Linked DNA regions of Homo sapiens: region 2 is linked to region 1. A link is an interaction called in ENCODE POLR2A ChIA-PET data of the cell type or tissue named here. Cell type or tissue: Panc1. All regions are shown on one strand. Each heading gives the region's core, and the rest is flanking DNA. Links, peaks and the distances in the headings are about the cores only.

Region 1 (7,827 bases), core at 1,745-6,744:
AGCTACTCAGGAGGCTGAGACAGGAGAATTGCTTGAACCTGGGAGGTAGAGGTTACCGTGAGCCAAGATCACGCCACTACAGTCCAGTCTGGGAGACAGAGCAAGACTCTGTCTCAAATAAATAAATAAAGCTAGGTTAATTAAATATATTCTTAAAAAGTAAAATCAATATTAAGCCTAATTCTTTAAAGAAGCTAATAAGTGGAGGCAATATTTATCTAAACTGTTTTATTGATAATCTCATAATTATCAATTTATGTGATACTTTATCTGTTTATTTCTTATAACAACCATACTGCTTTTTCAAATGTAATTTTTCTTAAAAAAACACAATATAGGTAAAAGAAAAATGCTACATGTCATGCCATTAAAATTTCCAATTCCTATGTGGCTAATTCATCATTGATTTGGTTCTTTGCAATGCCCTATGATTGTAATAGCCAAAATGTCAAAAGATCAAATTAGTATTTCACTTGTGAATAAGGTCATACCTTAAACCCAGCCACATTTTTGAATAAAGGTTGCTGAAACACTTTTGATTAAACCTATACTGAAAAGACAGTGAGTTGACATTCAGGGAATCAGGGATATTGAATGGGTGGTATGAACCCATCAGTATCACTAAAGGGCTTATACTACCTGGTCAAGGCACCTAAACTCTAAATATGCACCAAAGACAGGTCTTCCTGCAGTCTCTAAACAGCTTCACACTTGAGTTTCCAAACCTGAGCTTCCTTTGCGGTTGTCATTGATGGTTAGGGCGAGAGATAATTTTGCTGCACCATAATTATGATCTCAGCCTTAACCCTGCTCTCTGATTTCTATTTTGGTCACATTTGGGAGGCAAGGTTCTATGCAGGCAGGCATGTGGACTCTGTTGTCAGGCATCTGCCCATTGGAAGTCTGGCTCAGACAGCTCCTCTTGGAAAAGTTAGTGATGATAATGCAAGTAGGAGCCCTTACGGTGGCATCTGGCACAAGTGAGGGTCAATAAATATAGCTGAAAAAAAGAAGAAAAATTTCCCTACTATCAAATCTTCTCTTCAACCTGAGCCCAATGTTCATCTCCCTCACTGTTCCTATCACCTTCCACTTACCTGTCTTCTTCATATGCGCTGAGGTCCTTGAAACCAGAAAGAGTGGAGCTTAATTTAAATTCATCTCAATATCTTCAGCTTTAATCTCACTCCCCAGCCCAAATGAGATGCTCAGTAAGGTCTGATGGGTGATTGAATGGATGGATATTGACCAAATATTGTATTCAGCATCCCTATCTATGTATTGCCTTCCTGAGGTGAGGCTTCTCTCTCTCCTGGGTCCATTCTTCCCCTCCTCAGAAAACCTAATACCACCTCTGCAGTTCCTTTAACCTCTTGATTTCACTCTCAACTTTGACAGCCATGCCTAGTGGGCCTCATTCAGGAGCAGTTTTCAAGTCATTAATGGGGCTTCATTGCAACATGATTTTCAGAGTTAAAAACAACAAAGTTAAAGTAGTTAACAAAGTAAAGTCATGATTTTGTACCATGGTTCAAAGAGAGATAAATGCAGCTACTCACAGTATTCCCAAGTATCTCTATCCACTAGGGAGAAAGAAATGGATTATGGGAGTAGGGAGGAAGATGGAATTGAAGGAGCCAGTTCAAGATGCCCTACCCAACTCTCCTAGGCTCCCGTGAGGAGGTGGGTGTTGAAACAGGATTGAAGATGCTTTCAAGGGCCTATTTATCCTTAGCTTCCTGGAGGTAGATATGTTAGTGAAAGTTGCTCAGAGCTAGTCCTGTCTGCATTACCCACTTTTGAGGCAATGACTGCATTTAAGATGAGTTAATCTCATCTTTTGTTAAATATCTCACAGGAATATGATATTCCAGTACAGGAGATGAGGTTTGGAACTATTTATCATTAACCTCAGGAGGTTTATTTAGTAGCTCTGATCTGCATGGCTGCAAGAATTACACACACTTTCTTCTCTTTTCACTGCTTCTGACAGAAGTTGCTGCTTTCTGGCACCTGCCACCAGCATTTATCCTGCCCAAATCTATTTCAATTCCATTTTATTTTGGCAGACTCTTTTCTGCAAAGCACCCTGCCATTAGCTTTCTGCTGCTTTTAGCTAATGTGGAACACAAACTTTCTTTGGCCTGCATAATTGGCAGCAGCCATGTCCCTTCCCACCTTGCTTCCAGGGAAGGTGGTTTTTGAAATTTGAGGAAATTTGGTTAAAGAAGAAAAGACAGCACTCTAGGATTAGCATCATGGTTAAGCCTGGAGACACCCAAAAAATTTGGAACAGCCCTCTGAAGAGGCAGAGTTCTACTAGCCCTTCATAGGATGGGCTGTGCAAATAGAATTGTCTTAAAAAGCAAAGGAGAGGTTGCAGACCCTTCAAATTAATCACTGCCAAAATTGCTTTCCATCATCAGAAGAAGCAGTAATTAGAAATGAAATACAGAGAATTAAATTGTGGGAGAAAAAAGGAACAGAACTGTATGTAAAGTGGTAGTGGCAGATCATAGAGCTGAAAATGTAAATGCAATCTCAGGTCTCACATCAGGGAATAAGGTTTCTTTTTTTTTTTTTTTTTTAAAGGGCATGACAAAGCATTATATAAAGAAAACAATCATGTCTCCCCAAATCACTCAGTATTAGATAGATTTGTGATCTTTCACATAAACTTTGAGCTTAAAGATACTCTAACAGGATGTTTCTCATAGTAGTGGCCACAGACCATCTAAATCAAGGAACTTGGGGTGCTCCTTAATGTAAATGTCTAGGTCTTTAGAATCCAAATTTGTGAAAGTTAGGCCTAAGAATATGCCATCTTACTAAGTACCCAGGTGATTTTTAAACTTTCTTTAAAAAGGCCCCTTCTCTTAAAACTACATTCCGAACAAAGTAACCAAAGCAATGGTACATCAGTGGGACCACATCAGTTGGCCACATCAGTGTGGCCAACACTGTGGGACTGTTCACTCTGTAGGTGGGACAGAGCCCGCAAAGGCCAGATATGTGCAGTGATACATGGATTCCAGAAGCCCTAGAGTAGAACCCAGGTAAGGCCAAGTGGTTACCACTTGCCTTGATATGCAGGTGTCCCTTCTCATTCAGCTGGTCTGTTAGTCAGGCAAGAAACCTATATTCCAGGTTTATTATGACAGACACTGCATTCCCTGCCAGAAATACAGCCACACACGAGATAGCTCCACTGAATTTGCATTCTTTCACTGGGCAAAGATGTTAAACACTTGCAATTAGCTATTTAAATACAACCTGCCACAGGTTCTGTGAAGCATAAGAGGGGAGCATGAGCATTTATCAGGAGGGAAGTAACTTGGTCTGGCAAGTTGAAGAAGACTCTGCAGAAGAGTCAAATAAATCACGTACTGAAGAATGAACAAAGATTAGCTCAGAGAAGGGGGAAAGAGTAGACAGCATTCCAGGCAGGGAGAAGAGCTGTTGTAAAGATTCTGGGGGCAAGAAGGAGCTTGATCTGTTTAAGAAACTGAAAGGAGTCCAACTGGCATAGACAAGGTGCAGTCAGGATCCAATCCTTCTATCATCTTAGGAGTCCATGAGCAGAATTTGAGTCCCAGAAGATGAAAAACCATTAAATATTTGGGAGTGAGAATAATGTGATCAAATACTTATTCTTAAGACTTGGCTAGGCCGGGCACAGTGGCTCATGCCTGTAATCCCAGCACTTTGGGAGACTGAGGTGGGTGGATCACCTGAGGTCAGGAGTTCAAGACCAGCCTGATCAACATGGTGAAACCCCATCTCTACTAAAAATACAAAAATTAGCTGGGCATGGTGGTGGGCACCTGTAATTCCAGCTACTCAGGAGGCTGAGGCAGGAGAATCGCTTGAACCTAGGAGCTGGAGGTTGCAGTGAGCTGAGATCTCGCCATTGCACTCCAGCCTGGGTGACAAGAGTGAAACTCTGTCTCAAAAAAAAAAAAAAGAAAGAAAGAAAGAGAGAAAGAAAGAAAGACTTGGCTGCAGTGTAGAGCATGCCCTGATGGAATCTAGGGATGGCTACATATGGAGGGCAAGAGGAAAAGGCTCATGAATAACTCTGACATTCTGGTTTGTAAACTAGGTAGAGAGCAGCAATATTCTCTAAGACCAAGAATGAGCCAGAGGAAAGTTTTCTGGGTTAAAATCATGAGTTGGACTTAAACGTGTTGAGATGGAGGTACCTGGGATGCGTTAGAATGGAGTTGCTCAGCAGGCAGTTATAGCCAAGAGCCAAGAGAGGTGATCTGAGCTGACCCCAGATGTATGAGCAGCAGTATGGGAACAAGGAAACCTCAGTTAGGGACAAAATGACCCCTCAGAAGAATAAAGAGAGAAGAGAGCTCAGGGACTGCCTGAGCATGGTAGAACTCTAACAGATGAAGGTCAGGATGAAGCAGGAGGTGAGGTGAAGACAAGTACTCAGGGGAAAACAAGTGATGTGTCATAGGGTCCAAAGAAATAAAGTTTTGCCCAAAAAGAGGATGCTGGATACAGCTTAGAGATAAAGGATGATGCCTTTTGAAACTAGTGATGTGCTGGTCACCAGTGAAATTAAAACAGGCCTTTTGAGTGGGATGGTGGGAAAATGGCACATATCTGAGTTGACCGAGGCTCAAGTGAGAGACGACGATGCAAGTCACAGCTTGTCTCCACAACTCTTGAGAAAGAAGTTTGGCTGTAAAGGGGAGAGAGCTATGGAGGCAACTGGAGGGAAATGATTTGAAGGAAGGGTTTTGTTTCTCTTATGCTGCTTTGTCTTTAGCAAAAGAAGAGCCATGAGCATGTATAATCCATAGTGAGAAAGATTCAGGACAGGGGGAGGCATTGAAAACAGAGAGCAATGAATTCTTCCTTCAAAGGTGGGAAAGGATTCATCTTGGCAAAGAAATCAGCCTCACCTAGGAAGAGGGCCCTACTCTGTAACAGGAAGGAAAGAGGATGTTTCCTCCTGTAACAGGAAGGAAAGAGGGTGTTTCCTCCTGTAACAGGAAGGAAAGAGGGTGTTTCCTCCTGTAACAGGAAGGAAAGAGGGTGTTTCCTCCTGTAACAGGAAGGAAAGAGGGTGTTTCCTCCTGTAACAGGAAGGAAAGAGGATGCAGGTGGGAGAGGGTGGGAGGTGGATGGATTTATTCACTCTTATTTTCTTTCTGAGGCAGGAACTCCCTCCTCCAATGGGAGTGGGAGGAGGAGGAACCGGAGGCACGAGGAGAGGGGACATTTGAAATTGACTTGGCACAAGAAGTGAGAGTTGGCCAGGGAAACATGGTTAAATTTCTGGGCAGTGTTGACAGTCCTGTTACTAAGAATCTACTATAGAGCCTGCAGACTCCAAATGATAAAAATGCTAAACCTACTGGGAAAAACTGAAAACCATGCGATGAGTAACAACAAATCAGCAAAGTGAAACCTGTGAGAGAAGCATGTACTAAATATTGGAGGAACATGTAGGACACAGTAAATAACTACTCAGAAGAGCTGAGAGGCTTCCAGAGGAGGGATGGTGTAAACAGAGGATGCGTGAGTGCTGTGCCATGGCCAGTGCCCGTGGGGGCCAGCTTTTACACTAGATCAAGTCAAGTGGCATGAACACACAGAAAGCCCCATCTCATTGTCAAGTGGCTGGCCTGAGGAATCAACCAGCCGAACTCTCACATTGCCCATGTGTAAGCTCAGCAAGGAAGTGACTTCCCCAGTTGTATTAGTCAGCTCAGGCTGCCAAACAAACTACCACAGACTGAGCTGCTGAAACAACAGACAATCATTATCTCACAGTTGTCAGCACCAAGAAGAGCAAGGTGTGGGCAGGGTTGGTTTCTCCTGAGGCCTCTCTCCTTGGTTTGCCGACGGCTTTCTTCTCCCTCACATGGTTTTATCTCTATGTGTGTGCATCCCTGGTGTCTCTTTTTATGCGTACATTTCCTGTTCTTATAAGGATCCACCCATTTGATGTCATTTAGTCCTCATTGCCTTTTTTAAAGTCCTAGCTATAGTCACATGCTGAGGTACTGAGGGTTAAGACTTCAACAAACAGGGAACACAGTTCAGTCCGTACCACCAGCGCACAGCTAGAAGGCCAATAAAAGAGAGAATAGCCCCATAACTTATGATTGTAAGTAGAATTCTTTTTCCATCACACCAAGGCAGTGTATCTCCAGATGTGATGCATGGACTAGCAGCGTCTCCTGAGAACTCGTTAGAAATGCAAGTTCTCAGGCCCCATCCTGGACCTCCTGAGTCAGAAGATTTGGGGGTGAAACCCAATAATCTGTGTTGTAACAAACTCTCCAGGTCATCATTCAGTTGTGAGATCACTAAATTTCTCAGGAAGCTGACTAGTTAATTCAGTGATTTATGTATATTCTAAACATTACACTAAGCAGTTAATATATACTAAACATTATAAATTCAATGATTTATGTATATTGAGCCTTGGAAAAGCCTTTTCAAAAAATAAAAATTATTAAAATTATTTTAAAAAAGGACCCAAAGGGACTGCAATGGCAGATGTATAACCATAAGAAAGAGGATAAATATAGGCATTGTGCCTGGATGAGAGTTTCATGCTGAACCTCGTGAGGGTTTGGGCAAATCAGATAACATCTCTAAACCTCAGTTTAGAGGTTTAGAAAATAACTGTGAGAAATGAATGTCTGTTGTTTAAGCCGCTCAGTCTGTGGCAGTTTGGCAGCCCAAGCTGCCAATACAACTACAACTTGGGGAAGTCATAATACAACTGGGGAAGTCATTTTCTTGAAGCGCTTACACATGGGCAACGTGAGAGTTTGACTGGTTGATTCCTCAACCCAGCAGCTCGGCAGTGGGATGGGACACTCTGTGTGTTCATGCCACTTGACTTGATCTAGAGTAAAAGCTGGCCCCATGGGCACTGGCCATGGTACAGCACTCACACAGCCTCTGTTTACACAGTCTCTCCTCTGGAAGCCTCTCAGCTCTTCTGAGCAGTTATTTACTCTGTGCTACATGTTCCTCCAACATTTAGCACACAGTTCTTTTGTAGGTTTCACCATGCTAATTTGTTGTTACTCATCGCACAGTTTTCATTTTTTTCGCAGTAAGGTTAGCATTTTTATCATTTAGAGTTCGCAGTCTCTATAGTAGATTCTTAGTAACAGGGCTCTCAACACTGCCCAGAAATCCAAATCACATCTCTATAACATCCAGTAACAGAGATATGAAAGTCTGTTTGCAAACTGGTTGTAATGATGAAGTGAGAAAATCCAAATCATGTAAAGTGCCTATCATAGTGTCCGATCCACTTCAGGCAGCTAATAAATAGTTTCTTTCTCCATGAAGAAGTGACTTCCACACTCTGCGGTGCAGAGACAAGGACAAAAGTGCAGTTGCAGGCATCGGTCTTCATAACTCATTTCTACGGAGCTACTAGGGTCCCTATGATTAAAAAGTATATATTTTATATTTTATTTTGTCTTCATCAATCCCTCAGAAAAGCAAGGAGTGAGTTATTTCAGAGCTATCCCTTAAAAAACTATTTCTGAAGACATATGGCATCTGTAGAGAGAAGGGGTGCCCATAGGCAGGTGCAGCCCAGGAGTAGGAATCAATAACAAAAGAGTAATCTTTGAGGGCACCAATAGGAGGAGAAAGGCTTTTGTAAATGGCTATTCTAGAAATTGAATTTCTCTAGTGTAGATCACATACACACACAACACAAAAAGCAACTAAATCACTTTACTTAGAAGACATTAATGCACACTGTGTCCAATATCCTGAGCTAATGTTGTGATTAAGTTACATCTACTAAGTAACATAAACTGGACTTAGGTT
Region 2 (7,827 bases), core at 1,187-6,186, 110 kb after region 1:
CTCTGGGAGGCCAAGGCGGGTGGCTCATGAGGTCAGGAGATTGAGACCATCCTGGCTAACACAATGAAACCCCATCTCTACTAAAAAATACAAAAAATTAGCCGGGCACGGTGGCAGGCACCTGTAATCCCAGCTACTTGGGAGGCTGAGGCAGGAGAATGGCATGAACCCGGGAGGTGGAGCTTGCAGTGAGCCAAGATTGCACCACTGTGCTCCAACCTGGGCAACAGAGCAAGACTCCATCTCAAAAAAAAAAAAAAATAGGGATAGAGACTCTTGTAAGTATTAAGACAAATTAGTATTCCAATACCTTGGCACCAGGCCTGGCACATAGCAAATACTCAGTAAACGCCAGCTATACTAACCAAAAATGCATACAGATATGCAAAGGTTGAATAACATTATTAATGCAACACATGTAGAAGATCTGTAAAATCTTTAAAAACTGCAAATAGAGAATACACACACACACGTACACACACATTAAAATCCCCAGCCAAAATACCTCACATTTCTAACATTCTAGTAACAGAAGGCAGCCTAGCTGGGCTGCCTCTCTGGAGGGACCAGGAGTCCTTCCAACAAACCAAGCTGCCCCTGCAACACCAACAGGGGGATCAGCTCGGATGACACTGGTAATGAATAGCCAGGCAAATGGTTGTTCTTCCCCTGAGGGTAGAGGAACCACAACAAGCACCCAGGAGACAGGGCAAGGAGTATTCCACAATATCAAGTGACCTGGCCTGGAAACACTGGCTGCCCCACAGCAGGATGGCTCCTGATGCAACAAAGACCTGGGCTCCTAAGAAGTCCCCTTCTTCTCCAACTGCTGGAGGCTCCATCTCCCCAACATGGAGGCAGCTGGACTGGAGAAATCTCATCTGTCCTTTCATACTGCAGCATCAGGGAGTCCCAGATGCATCAGATAAACCAAAATTAAACTCTTATTGGAACCACAGCACACAAAGTGGGCCAAGATCTGTGTGTTAAGCCTAAGTAGAATGACTACCCACAAAAATAAAAGATTTTTACATAGGGCTCAAAGTCTCCTATTATATTGCTTAGAATACCCATGATACAATTGAAAACCACCCATTATAAAAATAACCAAAGAAAAGACAACTAGAATTAAGAAAAGCAATCAATTGATGCCAATATTGAGACACATCAGATATTGGAATAACCTGGCTAGTGTTTTAAAGCACCCATCATTTAAAAAATGCTTCAACAAGCAATTACAAATTGTCTTGAAGCAAACAAAATAGCAGAAAATCTCAATGAATAAAAAGAAATTATAAAAAAGAACCACATGGATTCTCCAGAAATGGACAATGCAATAACGCAAATACAAGAACTCACTAGATGGTCTCAGTAGAAGAATGGAGATGGCAGAGGAGAGAACCACTGAACCTGACAGCTGATCAATGTGTGGTACCCAATCTGTGCAACAGGGAGAAAGGAGATTGATAGGAAAGTGAACAGAGCCTCAAGTACCTATAGGACAATAATAAAAATTTTGATACTGGTGTCATTAGAGTCTCTGAAAGAGAGGAGAAACTGAGTGGAACTGAAAGAGTATGAGAGGAAACAATGGCTGAAAAACTTCCTAAAATTGTAGAAATACAAAAACCTACAGACTCAGGAAGCTTAGCAAACACTCAATATGATAAACTGAGAGAAATCTACATTAAACCACACCATAATTAAACTTCTAAAATCTGAACACAGTAAAAGCTTTAAAGCAGCCAGAGAACCATAACATGTTACCTCTAGGGAACACCCACTCAAAGGTTAGCAAATCTCTCATCTGAAACCCTGGGAGCCAGAAGAAAGTAGCCTAACATTTATCACGACGTAAGAAAAGAATTGTCATTGTGAATTCTGAATCTAATGTAAATATCTTTTAGGAATGAAGATAAAATAAAGACATTCTCAGATGAAGAAAAACTTTAAAAAATGAAAATATGAAACGGAATCTTGGAGCATTTGGAAGGAAGAAAAAAACAACAGAGCAGAAATGTGGGTGAATACAACAGACCATACTGTTTTCCATGAGTTTTATGAAATGTATTTGATGATTAAAACATAAATCATAACACCTTCTGATAGTCAAGATGATGATATTTAAAAGCAGAGAAGGTAAAGGGACCTAAGTCGAAGTGGATTTCCATACCTGGTTTGAAGTGGTAAAATCTCAATGCCAATGAACTGTGGTAAGCCACGTGTGTATGTCTGTATTGTAATATCTAGAGCCAGACGTTCTTTGTAAGAACATCATGCAAAAAGATACACTCAAAGACAGTATCAATAAATTATTTTTTAGAATGGGTATCCTAAAATCATGTCTTAGGGTGAGGATGCTCAACAATGTTTAAGTAATCCACAGGAAGGCAAGAAAAGAGAAACAGAAGACACAATAGCCAAAAGCTGGAAACAACCCAGATGTCCCACAATGTGTAAATGGTTAAAGAAACTGTGGACCATGCATACCAGGGAATGTTATTCAGCAATAAAAATGAATGAACTCCTGATATCTGCACAATATGGATACTACTCTAGGGAATTATGCTAAGTTTAAAAAGTCAATCCCAAATGGTTACATGCTGTATAATTCCATGTATACAACAATCTAGAAATGACAAAATTATAGAAATGAAGACCTGATTGGTGGCTGGCAGGGGTCAGGGACTTGCGGGGGAGTGGTGTAGGAATTAATGGCTGTGGTTATGAAAGGTAAAGCAAGAGACCCTGCTGTGATATGGTTGTTCTGCTTCAGTGCTGGCGATGAATACACAAACCTACACAGGTGCTAAGCCTGCATAAAACTAAATACACACACGCACACACACAGTAAAATGGGAAATTGGAAGACAAGTGAACTGTATCAATGGCAGAATACTGTTTGTGATACTGCATTATAGGTAGTGTCATGAGATGTTACCATTAGGAAACCCAGTGAAGGGTACACCGATCTTTCCATGTTTTTTCTTACAAATGCATGTAAATCTACAACTGCCTCCAAATTAAAAAGTTAATTTTTAAAAGAACATGGAATTCTAAATGAAGAGGTGCCCACTGACCACAGTTGGGATCATTTGAGCATCAAGAAAAATAAATAAAAACAGCAATGGACTGAAATACATTTAACACGTTTAAATCTATGAATTCATAATCATATTGTTTAATTAATCACCTTCAGAAGATTATAGGGAACTAATGAGGCTCAGAGCTGATAATCCCAACTAAAAGTGTGTCAGGATTTTCAGATATCCTGTGATTAAAGTCTTATTTCCATTTTATTTAATTAGGAGAAATGTCTTGGGCTTTGGTTTCATTTATACACCACCTACTAACTTTTAATTTTAGAAAATGATTTATTCCTCTCTTACTTGCAGCTATTCTTTCTTTTAAGATAGAGGAAAATATTAAAAGAATGTGACTAGGTCATAGCACAAGATATTAGCTCTGGGTTTATTTGTTCTGTTGTATTCATTATTTTTTGTTATATCAATTATTTTCTTAGTTATATCACCCTCTTCCCTCCTTATTCAGACCTTTTTCTTATTGCATCAAAGGGGAATGGGGCAGAGGAATTTGAAGATTTGAAAAGGAAACAAGTAGACATATTCAGAGTAGATAAAAGAAAAATATTTCTTTTTCACTTGGCCAAAATCAGGAAGGGAAAAACCCACGGATACAGCATCCCCCGATTCCCCTCAATGCACTTCATACTAATAAGAGCCTGCTTTCTCCCCATCTTGGATAAATGGATGAATGAATGGTTGGGAGGATAGATGAATAAATGGATTAATGTATAGATGGATGGATGGATGGATGGATGGATGGATGGATGGATGGATGTGTCAATGGATGAATAGATAAATGGATGAATGGATTGATGGATGAATGGATAGATAGATGAATCGATGGTTGAATGAATGAATAGATGGATGGATGGATGGACAGATAGATGAATGGATGGATGGATGGATGGATGAATAGATGCATGAATGAATGGATGGATGGATGGATGGATGTGTGGATGGATTTAAATGGATAAATGGATAGATGGATATATGGATGGATGGATGGATGGATGGATGGATGGATGGACGGATGGATGGACAAACAGATGAATGAATAGATGAATAGATGGGTGTGTGGATGGTTGAATAGATAAATGAATGGATGGATAGATAGATTTGGATGGATGGATGAATGGATGGATGGATGGGTGGATGGATGGATGGATGTGTGGATGACTGAATGGGTGTATGGGTAGATGGATGGATGAATGGATAGATGAATGGACAGATAGATGTGTGGATGGATGGATGAATGAATACATGGATGAATGGATGGATATGTGAATGGATGAATAGATAAATGGATGAATGGATTGATAGATTAATGGACGGATGGATGGACAGACAGAGAGATAAACAAATAGATGAATGGATGGATGGATGTGTGGATGGATAGATAAATTAATGGATGAATGGATGGATAGATGGATGGATGAATGGATGGATGGATGGATGGATGGATGGATGGATGGATGGATGGATAAATAGATCAATGGATGAATAGATAAATGGATGGATGGATAGATGAATGGATGCATAGATGGATAGATGGATGGATAGAAGGCTAGATGGATGGATGAATAGATGTGTGGATGAATGAATGGGTGGATAGGTGGGTGGATGGATGGATAGATGAATGAAGAGACAAATGTGTGGATGGATGGATGCATGGATAGATGGATGAATGAATAGATGTGTGGATGAATGAATGGGTGGATGGGTGGATAGACGGGTGGATGATTGCATAGATGAATGGACAGATAGATGTGTGGATGGATGGATGAATGGATGGATGGATGGTTGGATGGACAGATAAATGAATGATTTTATGGATAGATAAATGGATAGATGGATGCAAGAGTAGATGGATGGATGCATGGATGGATGGATGGATGGACAGATGGATGGATGTGTGGATGGATGAATAGATAAATGGATGGATGGATGGATGGACGGATGGGAGGAAAAGAGAAAGGCTGGTCTGTTGCCCCTGAAACAAAAGGGACTTGTGCCCTGACCTTCCCATACAGAGGACATGGCTAGACAGGGCATTTAGAGGGCACACAGCCAGCCCCCTAGGATGCTAACACTCAATTATAATGCCCTATGTCCTCAATATAGCACACAAATTCAATAGAACATGAAATAACTAGCTTAAAAGACTTCCTGGGATTTTATCTTGTATACACTTTTCGCACTGTACCAAATTCCAAGCCTTCAAAAGGGTTCTACTCTGTCCCCTAGAAGCCCAGTTTCAAATGCAGAAGAAGCATCGTTATTGGTTCTTCAATGTGGACCCCCTGAGTTTATCTATATGTTTACAAAAACAGATGCATTATGTTGGTATTCTGTTTTTCTTCACTCATACTATCCACGTTCTTTCTTTGCCTGAAATTCTCTTGAAGATCAGTCTGTATCTGATTCAATTAATTCTGTATTGATGTCCAGTCTCTGTTTCCCATCTCTACTGCTTACAAACAATGGCACAATAAATATCCTTGTTTGCATGTGCGAATAGCTGTCTTTGTAGTATTGATAGATATTCCCAACATGGCCTCAAAGACTTCACACGAATACACTCCCAACAGCAATGCATGAGAGTGACTCTCTCCTAATACCTCCAAACAACAAAATATATCAAATTGTGAGCCTTTAGCATTTTGATATGATATCTCATTTGTGGATATCTCATTTTGGGGATTTGCATTTCTCTTACTATTAAGTTTGAGCATCTTTTCATTTGTTTAAAATACATCTTGGGTTTTTTTATTATTTTTTGAACTATATGTTTATAATTTTTCCTCATGTTCTAATGTGCTATTTCACTAATAAATTAATTAAGATTATATCAAATAGACCACCATTTCCAAGCAGACAGGAAAACGAATGATGGAAAATTGCAGGTATCCAAGGTCAGTAAAAGAGCAACATCTATGCTCATCTGAGGGTTTGGATATTATCTAGTCTCACAGAAAAAGTACATTCACAGTTCTACTGATACTGCTGTCTTAGAGAACTGCTATTTTATAGGAGGTTATATCAAACAAGGCCACTTGTAAAATGTAATTACTTCTACTCTGGGCAACTTTGCTGAGTTTTGATAAAATGTTCCATATTGGCCACTTTCACCCATCTGAGAGCCTCACCAAACCACGGACAACTTGCTTTCCAATAACTGATTTGATGCCTACAGTCAGAAAGTGGATTGCAATGGATTTTGTTCTCTCTGTAGGGCTCCCTGGGAAAGACCTTGACCTGCCTAAAGGTCCCACCAGTGCCCTTCCCCATTGCTCTGCACATGTAAATAGCCCCACATATGTGCAGAGCCTGTGCACTTCCAGCCCGTACAAGTTTATGTAGACTCCAGGCTTGGGCAGCTTCCACTTCACTGGCATTTTTCACCTTTAATAATTATCATGGAACCAAGAATTTTTATTTCTATGGAAGTTAGTTATCAGGCTTTGTGTCCGTTTAATGACAACACTAGCAATAGCCTGTGCTTATTCTTCACTTTGCCTGATATTCTCCTGAAGATCAGTCTATATCTGATTCACCAAATTCTGTGTTGATGGCCAAGCTGTTTCCCATCTCTACTGCTTACAAACAAATAAATATCTTTAAACTGTATTACTTCATTCTCATCCTCCCAAAGGTGAAGGCAGTCAGGATTCTGGGGATGGGTGAAATGCCATGCATTGCTACACAAAGTTATTTTTTAAAATGAGGTAAATTAGGTACCCAGTATCCCAAACTGATGATAGTGAAAGAAGCTTTAGTATACAGGATCCTTATTATTTTATAACTAATACTGTAAATATGGCCAATGAAAATAAATTGGCTGCAGAGTCTGCCAAATTTGGATTCAAGCCATGAGCTTCTGTTTATCATCTAATAAACTTGGGAATATAAACATTCACAATTCTTACTACTTTTTTAATCTATAAAATGGATTTAACAATGTCTACTCCCTGGGGTTCTTGTGAGAAGTAAATGAGGGAGGACTTGGGAAAGCGTCTGATATGGTTTTGCTGTGTCCCCAACCAAATCTCATCTTGAATTGTACTTCCCATAATCCCCACCCAAATCTCATCTTGAATTGTACTTCCCCTAATCCCCACGTGTCATGAGAGGAACATGGTGGGAGGTAATTAAATAACGGGGGCAGTTTCCCCATGCTATTCTTGTGATAGTGAGTAAGTTCTTACGAAATCTGATGGTTTTATAAGGGACTTCTCCCTTTGTTCATTTCTCATTCTCTCCTGCTGCCCTGTGAAAAGGTACCTTCCAATATGATTGTAAGTTTCCTGAGGCCTCCCCAGCCATGTGAAACTGTGAGTCAATTAAACCTCTTTCCTTTATAAATTACCCAGTTTCCCATATTTCTTCATAGCAGTGTGAGGACGGACTAATACAGTGAACATGATGGTTCCTCTAACCTTACAGAAGTAAGTGCTCAATAAAGAGTGATTCAATCTGCATTTAAAACAGTGAAATTATTGGTGTTAGAGTTCTGGAACTATGAGCAAATGTAAAACTCTCTATCTGTCCTGCTCTGTTGCTCCAGATCCAATCAGAATCCACTATACCAGATAGATGAGACTGAGAGCTGATCTCTGCCCATCATAACCCGATATTCCAATTTGGCAGCTTAAGGCCAGCTCCTTCCATAGGAAGCAGTCTTCCCCATGCCCTTGTCACTGGGACTCCACATCTCCTTCATACCACAAGCAGTTCCTCTGAG

The links. ChIA-PET counts read pairs that join two places held together with the same protein. Peaks named below come from ENCODE experiments on the same cell type or tissue, not always from the same donor. Only the 100,000 strongest peaks of a DNase experiment are listed, where the experiment ranks them.
Region 2: POLR2A ChIA-PET joins it to region 1 with 5 read pairs; 2 of 35 experiments call an interaction of 5 or more read pairs at or near these places.

What each region holds. Positions count from the first base shown.
Region 1 is chr7:48,441,149-48,448,975 of GRCh38, reverse strand. All of the region lies in intron 42 of ABCA13 (ATP binding cassette subfamily A member 13), which reads right to left. Among named protein-coding and RNA genes, the nearest start is that of LINC02838, 260 kb to the left of the region's middle. In Panc1, for the core only: no CTCF peak of the experiment used is centred there; no DNase peak of the experiment used is centred there; H3K27ac peaks cover 1,371 bases.
Region 2 is chr7:48,326,772-48,334,598 of GRCh38, reverse strand. All of the region lies in intron 27 of ABCA13 (ATP binding cassette subfamily A member 13), which reads right to left. Among named protein-coding and RNA genes, the nearest start is that of ABCA13, 160 kb to the right of the region's middle. In Panc1, for the core only: no CTCF peak of the experiment used is centred there; no DNase peak of the experiment used is centred there.